Regions from separate parts of the Homo sapiens genome. Here region 2 is linked to region 1. Evidence: chromatin loops called from intact Hi-C (ENCODE). Cell type or tissue: PC-3. All regions are shown on one strand.

Region 1 (5,000 bases):
TTGTGTCTCATGTGAGTGCTCACCAAAGGGTGACCTCAGCAGAGGAGGATTTTAATAACCAAGTGGATAGGATGACCTGTTCTGTGGACAAAAACTCAGCCTCTTTCCCCAGCCACCTCTGTCATTGCCCAGTGGGTCCATGAACAAATGGCCATGGTGGCAGGGATGGAGGTTACGCATAGGTTCAGCAACATGGACTTCCACTCACCAAGGCTGACCTGGCTATGGCCACTGCTGAGTGCCCAGTTTGCCAGTAGCAAAGACCAACACTGAAGTGGTTGGTTTGTTCCTCAATAAGGCACCATTCCTTGGGTAGATCAGCCAGCTGCCTGGTGGCGGCTTGATTATATTGGACCTCTTCCATCATGGAAAGGGCAGAGGTTTGTCCTCACCCAAATAGACATTTACTGTGGATATGGATTTGCCTATACTATACTCAATGCTTCTGCCAAGACTACTATCCGTGGACTCACGAAATGCCTTCTACACCTTCATGCTATTTCATACAGCATTGCTTCTGACCAAGGCAGTCATACTTTACAACCAAAGGAGTGTGGCAGTGGGCTCATGCTCACGGAATTATTGGTCGTACCATGTTCCCTATCCTCCTGAAGCAGCTGGATTGATAAAATGGTGGAATGGCCTTTTGAAGTCACAATTACAATTCCAACTAGGTAACAATCCTTTGCAGGGCTGGGGCAAAATTCTCCAGAAGTTTGTGTATGTTCTGAATCAGCATCCAATATATAGTACTGTTTCTTCCAGAACCAGGATTCATGGGTTCAGTAATCAAGGGGTAGAAGTGGAAGTGGCACCATTCACCATCACCCCTAGTGACCCACAAGCAAAATTTTTGCTTCCTGTTTCTGTGACATTACATCCTGCTGGTATAGAGGTCTTAGTTCCAGAGGGAAAAATGCTGCCACCAGGAGACACAACTGTGATTTCATTAAACTGGAAGTTATGATTGCCACCTAGTCACTTTGGGATCCTCCTACCTCTAAGTCAACAGGCTCAGAAGACAGTTACGGTGTTGGCTGGGGTGACTGACCCAGACTATCAAAACGAAATCAGTCTACTACTCCACAATAGATGTAAGAAAGAGTATGTGTGGAATACAGGAGATCCCTTAGGGCATCTCTTAGTATTACCATGCCCTCTGATTAAGGTCAATGGGAAATTACAACAACCCAATCAAGGCAGCACTACAAATGGCCCAGACCCTTCAGGAATGAAGGTTTGGGTTACTCCACTAGGTGAAAAACCATGATCTGCAGAGGTGCTTGCTGAAGGCAAAGGCAGTACAGAATGAGTAGTAGAAGGTAGTCATCAGTACCAGCTATGACCACGTGACCAGTTGCAGAAACGAGGATGGTAATTGTCATGAGTATTTCCTCCTTATTTTGTTAAGAACATGTTTGTGCATGTATGCACTTGAGCTAAGAAAATATCTACATTTTATTTCCTTTCCTTTTTCTTTATCATATGACATAAGATTTATTGACTTCATATCAACATTTAAGTGTTGTTAACTTTACGTAATAGCATTTAGGTTAAAGATTAGTGTGCTTCTGGTTGTACGAAGGATAGCTGGATTATGTTAGGCATAATTATGACCTTATTATTGTCTTTATTTGAAGATTATATCTATAATTTCAGGAGATGTGTATGGGTTCAAGTTGACAAGGGATGGACTTGTGATGATTAACATTAGGTGTCAACTTGATTGGATTGAAGGATGCAAAGTATTGTTCCTGAGTGTGTCTGTGAGCGTGTTGACAAAGGAGACTAACATTTGAGTCAGTGGACTGGGAGAGGCAGACCCACTCTCAATCTGGTTGGGCCCAATCTAATGAGCTGCCAGTGCAGCCAGAATACAAATAGGCAGAATGTGGAAGGCCTAGGCTGTCTGAATTGTCTGGCCTCCATCTTTCTCCTGTGCTGGATGCTTCCTTCCCTTGAACATCAGACTCCAAGTTCTTCAGGCATTGCGGGATCTGACCAGCAGCCCGCAATGCAACGGGGCTCTCTCTTTGTTCCCAGGTGGATCGGCAGGTTGAGAAATAATAGACACACGCAAGATAGTGAAAGCTGGGTCCAGGGGGGTCACCACCTTCTGGTCCCATAGTGCCAACGATGCACTGGATATACCAGCATTTATTATTAAGTTTAGTGAGGGTGGGTTTCGGTTAGTGAGGGATTTAGGGTCATTTGATTATGAGGTGAGATGGTCACATGGCGATGAAGTAATTCTTTAACATAACATTTGTATGTAGAAGTACAGTACATTTGTATGTAGAAGTACAGTATACAGAGATAAGAATTTACAATATAGTGTGTGCGTCACCTTAGAACCTTAAAACAGAAACACAATCTTGCCATAACCTATGATTAGCAAGATATTAATCAGCAGTAATAATTGCAACAAAGGGTGGTTACAAACAATCCATGGAAACAGGCCGTGAAGCTAGACAACCGGTTAGACCAGAAATTCTAAGGGAGTATGCCTTAACCCTAAAGAGGCCTAGAAGAGCCATGGCAAGATGAGGGCCTTTATAGCCCTATCTTATCCATATGGACAGGCACCCCCCATGCGTCCTTTTACAGGCTCTCCACAAGGGTTGCATTCCATTCCCAGAGCTATGAACATCTGCTTTTCTGGGATAGGAATCTTGGTGATGTGAAACCTCCCTGACTGCACGTGCATTCATAGGCTCTCTGCAGGGGGAAGCACATCACATGCTGTTGGCTTGTTCTGGCAGTCCAACCTGGCGTTGTCTTTACACAATCCTGCATGCAATTTTGTATTTACAGTAATCAGGAGCATTTCATCTTTTATTCCATAGCAATAGTTTCAGGGGATCTCCCTACATTCAGGTTTTGGACCCTTGGACTTACACCAGTGCTTTGTCAGGGGCTCTCAGGCCTTTGGCCACAGACTGAGGGTTGCACTGTTAGCTTCTCTACTTTTGAGGTTTTGGGACTTGGAGTGGCTTCCTGGCTCCTCAGCTTGCAGACAGCCTATTGTGACACTTCGCCTTGTGATGGTGTGAGTCACTTTTCCTAATACACTCCCCTTCATGTATTCACCTATCCTATTAGTTCTGTTCCATTAGAGAACGCTGACTAATATGCAGGTCTAACACCCAGAGTCTACATACCTTTCATCTACTAGTGCTCAAGACAACCTATCCGTGTCAGTGTCACAAGCTCTATAAGCAAATCTGTACTGCAGACACATTAAGTAATTTGAACAAGGATCACGGGCAAGTAGTATCTTAAATTCAATGCTATTAGGCTCTATTCTAGTATGCCACGCTGTTATCCTAAACCAATCCTAACAGTTTAGCTATTTCTATGAAGGAAAATCCAAAATACAAAGATAATTTATTTTCCTTGAAGTCCTTTCAAAATATTTATTATAAATAGGTGGAGAAAATTTTTTTTTCTACATCTAGTTGATTCTTTTGGGGGAAACTTTTCTCAACCTCTGATTATACTAACATCTTAATATTACCTCTACCTTTACTCCAGTGTAAAAAAGGAATTAAAATATTCATTCCACAAACTTACTGTGATAAATATTAGATATGTGTACCTATAGTTTTTGTGCAGTAAAACTATCATTGCCTGTGATAGATTCTTATTTACCATGTTAATATTTGATTTTGAATGGTTTTGACTATCCAGGTAGAAAGTAATTGTTTATTTTGACATGAGTAATAATCACTGAGGTTTAAATATTGTATTTTTCTAAGGGGTGAATGTTGGAGAACCACACTAATTCATCAGGATTAAATTCTTGATGTTTTACTGCTGCGGAGTTTTAAAAGTGTTGTCTTTTGGCCATACTGAACCCCAACTATCAAAAGTTCTTATCTAAATTATTTACAGCTGTAAAGAAATTTCAGATCAATTATTAGTATTATCAAATATTTCTAAAAGAAAAGAATAGACCATCTGAACTAAATTTTTCATCTGAGATGTTCTCGTGGATAGGTTAAATATTCATTTTTGACCTTCTTAAAGATATCTTTACCTCTCACGGTTAATACTGGGTAATACTGAATAATAGGAAAAGATGTAAGATATCTCATTTATAGAATTTGCAGCACGATTCCAGTTTTCTAAAATGAAAATTATAATTCTCTAGTCTATTATAATCACAGGACTAGATCATGGAAACACTTAACATTACTGAACTTACATTCACAAGGTTAACTTTATATTTATGGGGGAACCTGCCCTGATATTCATGTAGGTTCTTTTCTATTTTTCCTTTGCATCAGCCGGCTTGAGAAATAAAGGGACAGAGTACAAAAGAGAGAAATTTTAAAGCTGGGCGTCCAGGGGAGAAATCACATGTCGGTAGGTTCCGTGATGCCCCACAAGCCACAAAAACCAGCAAGTTTTTATTAGAGATTTTCAAAAGGGGAGGAAGTGTGTGAATAGGTGTGGGTGACAGACATCAAGTACTTAACAGGGGGTAATAGAATATCACAAGGCAAGTGGAGGCAAGGTGAGATCACAGGACCACAGGTCCAAGGCAAAATTAAAATTGTTAATGAAGTTTCGGGCATCATTGTCATTGATAACACCTTAACAGGAGACAGGGTTTTGAGATCAACTGGTCTGACCAAAATTTATTAGGTGGGAATTTCCTCTTCCTAATAAGCCTGGGAGCGCTATGGAAGACTGGAGTCTATTTCATCTCTGCAGCCTCAACCATAAAAGACAGGCGCACCTGGGGGGGCTGTTTATAAGCCTATACCTCCAGGCGCATATTCTCTTTCTCAGGGATGTTCCATGCTGAGAAAAAGAATTCAGCGATATTTCTCCCATTTGCTTTTGAAAGAAGAGAAATATGGTTCTGTTCTGCCTGGCTCACTGGTGGTCAGAGTTTAAGGTTCTCTCTCTTATTCCCTGAACAATTGCTGTTATCCTGTTCTTTTTTCAAGGTGCCCACATTTCATATTGTTCAAACACACATGCTCTACAAT
Region 2 (5,000 bases), 150 kb before region 1:
CTGTGTCTACCATTTCTTTTACACCATTCATGGGTAAATTATACAGTATTTATCACAATACTGAGATATAGGCTGTATTATTATATGCTTACTACTTTTAAAATATTTAAAACTTTTAAAACTTCTGTTTCTTTACACATTGCTAAATGTTCTTAATTGTGATGTTATAAAATAATGTTAACAAAATTCTTAAGATACTTAAAATTAGGGTAAAAAAATAAGCAGATATTTAATTCACATAGAACAGACTCCTGCATTTGTTTCTTCAGAACGTCTTTTCTCAATCCCCACAAGAGTGATTCCAATCTGACTAGAACACTTAAAATCATTATTCTTTCTTGCTTAATGCAAAATAAAAGGAAAAAAGAAAATTATTAAATAGGTCTTTAACTTTGCTTCTGTTTGAAAATTAGTGAAAATAAGTATCTGTTAACTTAAAAGAACACACATGACATGCATAGCACCTGTTTATCATCTATCTACCTACCTACATACGTAAAACTTTAATATTAGATAAATCCATTCTCTGTCTGTCTCTCTCTCTCTCTATCCATCTGTCTCTGCATATTTTAGGTATCTTTAGGAGGTTTCCTTCAGAATAAGGAAGTGAGAATTTTGCATTAAAGTGAGAATACCCTGTTATCCTTGCTGCTATTGCTGCTGAGGATGATCATGATCATAATTAATTATTTTCTCTACAAGCTTTTTATGTAGACATAATAAGCCACTAATATGTTGGCCTACAATCACACTCTCATGAAGTGCACTATAATGATAATAATTAGTGATAGTAATATAATGTGATAGTATCACATTAATTTCACATTAGTGATACTAACAATGCAATACTAATATAATATGTAATGTAATTAATGATACTAATGTAATGTGACAATAATCTGTTTACAACAGATTACTTGATTCTTCAATTCACTATGATATTTATTACTTAACTACTTCACAATGGTGATGACAAGGTTTCCAATTGATTTTCACTAAAAACCTAGCAATAAAGCTTGACTCACTATTGCCAATCTCATATAGTGACATTCAATATTATTATTAAAAATGACTTGACTTTATTAATAATACACTTCCATGCAATCTTTATTCACAGTTGAAGATTCACTGATGTCTGCTGGGTTTTGTTGTGTTACTCTGTTTATGTTAAAAAGAAATCTAACTTCTTGTGCTTCTGCATATGCTTAAATCCTTATTCTTTAAGAATCCACAAAAATATGTATTGACATAGATTTGCCAAAGAATAATGAGCATTATTTTGCAATAATAGGACCCATTCAATTAAAGAAAATGCTCATTAGTAACATATCCATTTTGCCTTGAGTGAGTCATTATGAATCATTATTTCATTTTGGAGAAAATGATATTTGAAAATTTCCAAAGATGTGTCAATGTGGGTTCATCAATTGCAGCAAATATTCCACTTTGGCAAGGATGTTGACAATGGAGGAGGCTAGGCATGTGTGGGTTCAGAGGATATATAGAAAATTTTTATTCCTTCCTTGCAACTTCTCTGTGAACTCAAAATTATTCTAAAAAAAAGATAAAGTCTTTTTAAAAATTACAGGAAAACTTCAAGCCATCATCATTTACACTAATCCAAGAGATTCAAAAAGCATTTTAACATCACAATTTTATACGTAATGGACCAAGAAGAGAGAAATGTTGTTTCTTATTTGCAAGCCTGCTGTGATAAGCTCCCTACAGTCACAAGAACCAAGGAAAATTGAGCAAAAACACCATTTCAAAGGAGGTGAATTGAGGTTGGCTGTTATGAAAGACACTATTTCATACAGAGAATTATTATGGATGTCTCCTTTAAGAATAAGCCCTGGTGACACTAGGATAGATAGAATTTGAGATTTCATATGTAATTTGTTTAGTGCACTTATTCTTACATAGTTTTAGAAAATACACATTTGAAACATTGTAAAGATGAATACATTGTTTTCAATGCTGTTGAGACTATTTGTAAAATTATTTTATGAGGGTAATGCTAATTTATTTTGTTTCTTATGTTACATTTTACTCATCTAAACTTCACAGAAACCTTAGGAAATAGGCACAATGTATATCACTGTTTTACTACTGAGGAAAAAGAATATAGAATAACAAAAACCTTGCCTGTTTATTTAAGCTAGGATTCAAATGCTAAGGGTCATAATCTTAACCACTAAACAATAGATATACTTACTCTTTTTCAAAAATTAATATTTGATTTAAAATATGCTGAGCAAATAATAACCTAGAGAGCTCTCTGATATTGGAACAAAAGACTGAGTTTTGAAATGGAGATCAAATCAATGTTTGAAAATAGATCAGCGCAATACGCTAAACCACTGTCTTATTTTAGTTCATCAGTTGGGTGACACTACACATATGACCTAATATCTTCTATTTATGTTTATGTTCTCTACTCTTTCCCAAACTAGTTTGGGCAAAAATAAAATAATGCCTGGAAATAGGTGGAAGAAAGTGGACAGAAAAAGGGAAGGATTGTCAAAATTGTAAAATTGTCTGGGTTCAGCTTCCATTTCCAGCCAACATGATCTAATAGAGATCAGGCTCAGCCTCTCCCTGAACAGATCAAGGAAAACAAAACAAACAAAAATACATGAAACAATTTTTGAGATACTGAATATCAGGCAATGAAGGACAGTGGTCTCTCAGAAATGGGAAATAAATGAACTGAGCCTTACAATTACTTAATTTACCACCTTGATAGAGTTTCCAAGTAAAGGAAGATATGAGTCAAAGATACATAGACTCCTTGACTTACGGAGCTGGAGCTGAGTCTGTGGATTCCATATCAAATAGAATTTGTAGAACAGGGTACCAAAGAGGATACAGGTAAACAGAAGAAATATTTTGGAGAACAACAGATGGTCTTTATAGAGTAGTCAACATAATATTGACAGGTAGAAAAGAGGAAAAAGGGAATGGAGATTGGTTGGGAGAAATGGAAAATAAATGACATGATGATAGATTAAACATAACTATATCAATAATTAAATAAAATATGATTCAGATTAAGATGACTGACTAGAGGCACCCAGAACTAACTCCCTCCACAAAGAAAGGACAAAAACAGCAAGTAGATAATCACGCGGTGAATATGGAATCTAAGAGATTAAAGAGAGTACACTATAATTCAGCAAGGAAGTGACAAACACCCTCTGAGGCATGGAAATCTGAGAGGACAGCAAGGAAAGGGAAGCAAAGCAGCCAGCTGGTATCAGCATCAGCGTGGAGCCAAGAGGGATTTCCCCATTGTGGGAAAAAGGTAAGTGGGAGGTCCCTAACAATTCACCTTTCCACATAGATACCTGCAATCCTAGCTACAGGAGAGCCCCTCAGCCTTCACAGACCCTGAGCCTATTTTAGGGAGCTGCCTGACTACATGCATCTACATTCAGAGAGGGAATTCACATCGGGCCCCCGCTCCATTCCCAGAACTCTAGCAGAGGCAGCATGGCATCATATTGAGAATGGAGTCACCATCAGACTAGATCCTGTCCTGCAGCCCAATAGCCCCTGCATATCTGTATCATTAAGGCCCCATTGACATCCCCGACATCCACCCAGAGGGTTTCTTCATTACAACACCAGCTGGACCCAGCATTGCAGTCATATCCCTGGCACCTGAGCCCATGCAGAGCACTAAACCATGAGGAATAGATGGTCCAGCACATTAGGAAGGTTACCCACAGGATATAGAAAGTAGAAGTGCCTTCTCCTCAGAGCCTGAGAACTGCTTGCCCAGGGCCATCACCATTGGCAGTGACCTCACCCACTCCAGTGGTGGAGTCACTGCACACCTATATACTCCACCTGAGGACCTGGGGACTGGTTCACTCAGGCTGCTTCTGCTATTGCCAGTGCCCAGGCCTGCCACCCAGGGAATCAATGACCATGCAACCCAGGACCTTCCGCCACTACTGCCTGACAAACCCACACCTTCCAGGAACAAGGCTGCTGCATGCTTCTGCACACTGTCCAGGAATCCAATGATCAGCTCATCCAGGATCCATGACCACTACTTCCAGTGTCCATGTATGCCCACTAGGATCCCAAGTATTGCAACACCTGGCATCCCTATCCCCAGCAAAGCCATGCCACAGCCTCCACAAAGAAGTGCAGCCTAAGCCACTGAAGGATATGCAGACAGCATTGATGTTGATTACAGCCAAAAAAATCATATGGAGACTACACTCCTGCATCCCGCTAGAAACAAAGCCAATGCACCCTGCTCAACCAACACTATAAATACATTTACAGGGCAATGTCTTACCATACAAAAGGTACTTGATAAAATTAGAAGAAGTGACTGTTACCCAAGATGTATAGATATCAATGTAGAGACACAAGAAATATGAAAAAACAAGGAAACATAACATCTCCAAAGGGACACATTAATTCCCAACAGACTCCAAAGAAAAGAAAATCTATGTAATGTCTGAAAAAAATAATAAAAATAATGTTCTAAAGGAAATTCAGTGAGATACAAGAAGACACAGACATACAATCCAAATAAATCAGGAAAACAATTCACTATCTGAATGAGAAATTCAACAAAATAAATAGATATTATAAAAAAGCACCAAACCAAAATCTTGGAAATGTAACATTTAATAAATAAAATAAAAAATACAATTAAGGGCTGCAACAATAGGCTAGATTGGGCAGAAAAAAAAATTTGGAAGTTGAAGACAAATCTTTTAGAAAAACTGAGCCAGAGGAAAAAAAGAATAAAAAAATGAAGAAAGCCTACATGACATGAGATCACATGAAGCAAACAAATTTCCAACTTGGAAATTCTGCAAGGAAAGGACATGGGAAAAGGCATAGAAAAAAATTAATAAAAATAATAGCTGAAGACTTCCCAAGATGTGGGAGAGATGTAGACATACAGATACAGAAAGCCCAAACATTCTAAAACAGACTAAGTCCAAAAAAGATAGCTTCCAAGGAACACTGTC

The links. Hi-C counts contacts between places; a loop is a spot of excess contacts. Peaks named below come from ENCODE experiments on the same cell type or tissue, not always from the same donor. Only the 100,000 strongest peaks of a DNase experiment are listed, where the experiment ranks them.
Region 2: a loop joins it to region 1, with 2.6 times the contacts of the local background. A loop is called at or near these places in 1 of 110 quality-filtered maps.

What each region holds. Positions count from the first base shown.
Region 1 is chr1:196,000,042-196,005,041 of GRCh38, forward strand. No RefSeq gene overlaps it. Among named protein-coding and RNA genes, the nearest start is that of LINC01724, 86 kb to the right of the region's middle. RefSeq lists an enhancer at 2,692-3,192. In PC-3, no CTCF peak of the experiment used is centred here; a DNase peak (open chromatin) is centred at 3,080; H3K27ac peaks cover 1,720 bases.
Region 2 is chr1:195,852,581-195,857,580 of GRCh38, forward strand. No RefSeq gene overlaps it. Among named protein-coding and RNA genes, the nearest start is that of LINC01724, 230 kb to the right of the region's middle. In PC-3, no CTCF peak of the experiment used is centred here; no DNase peak of the experiment used is centred here.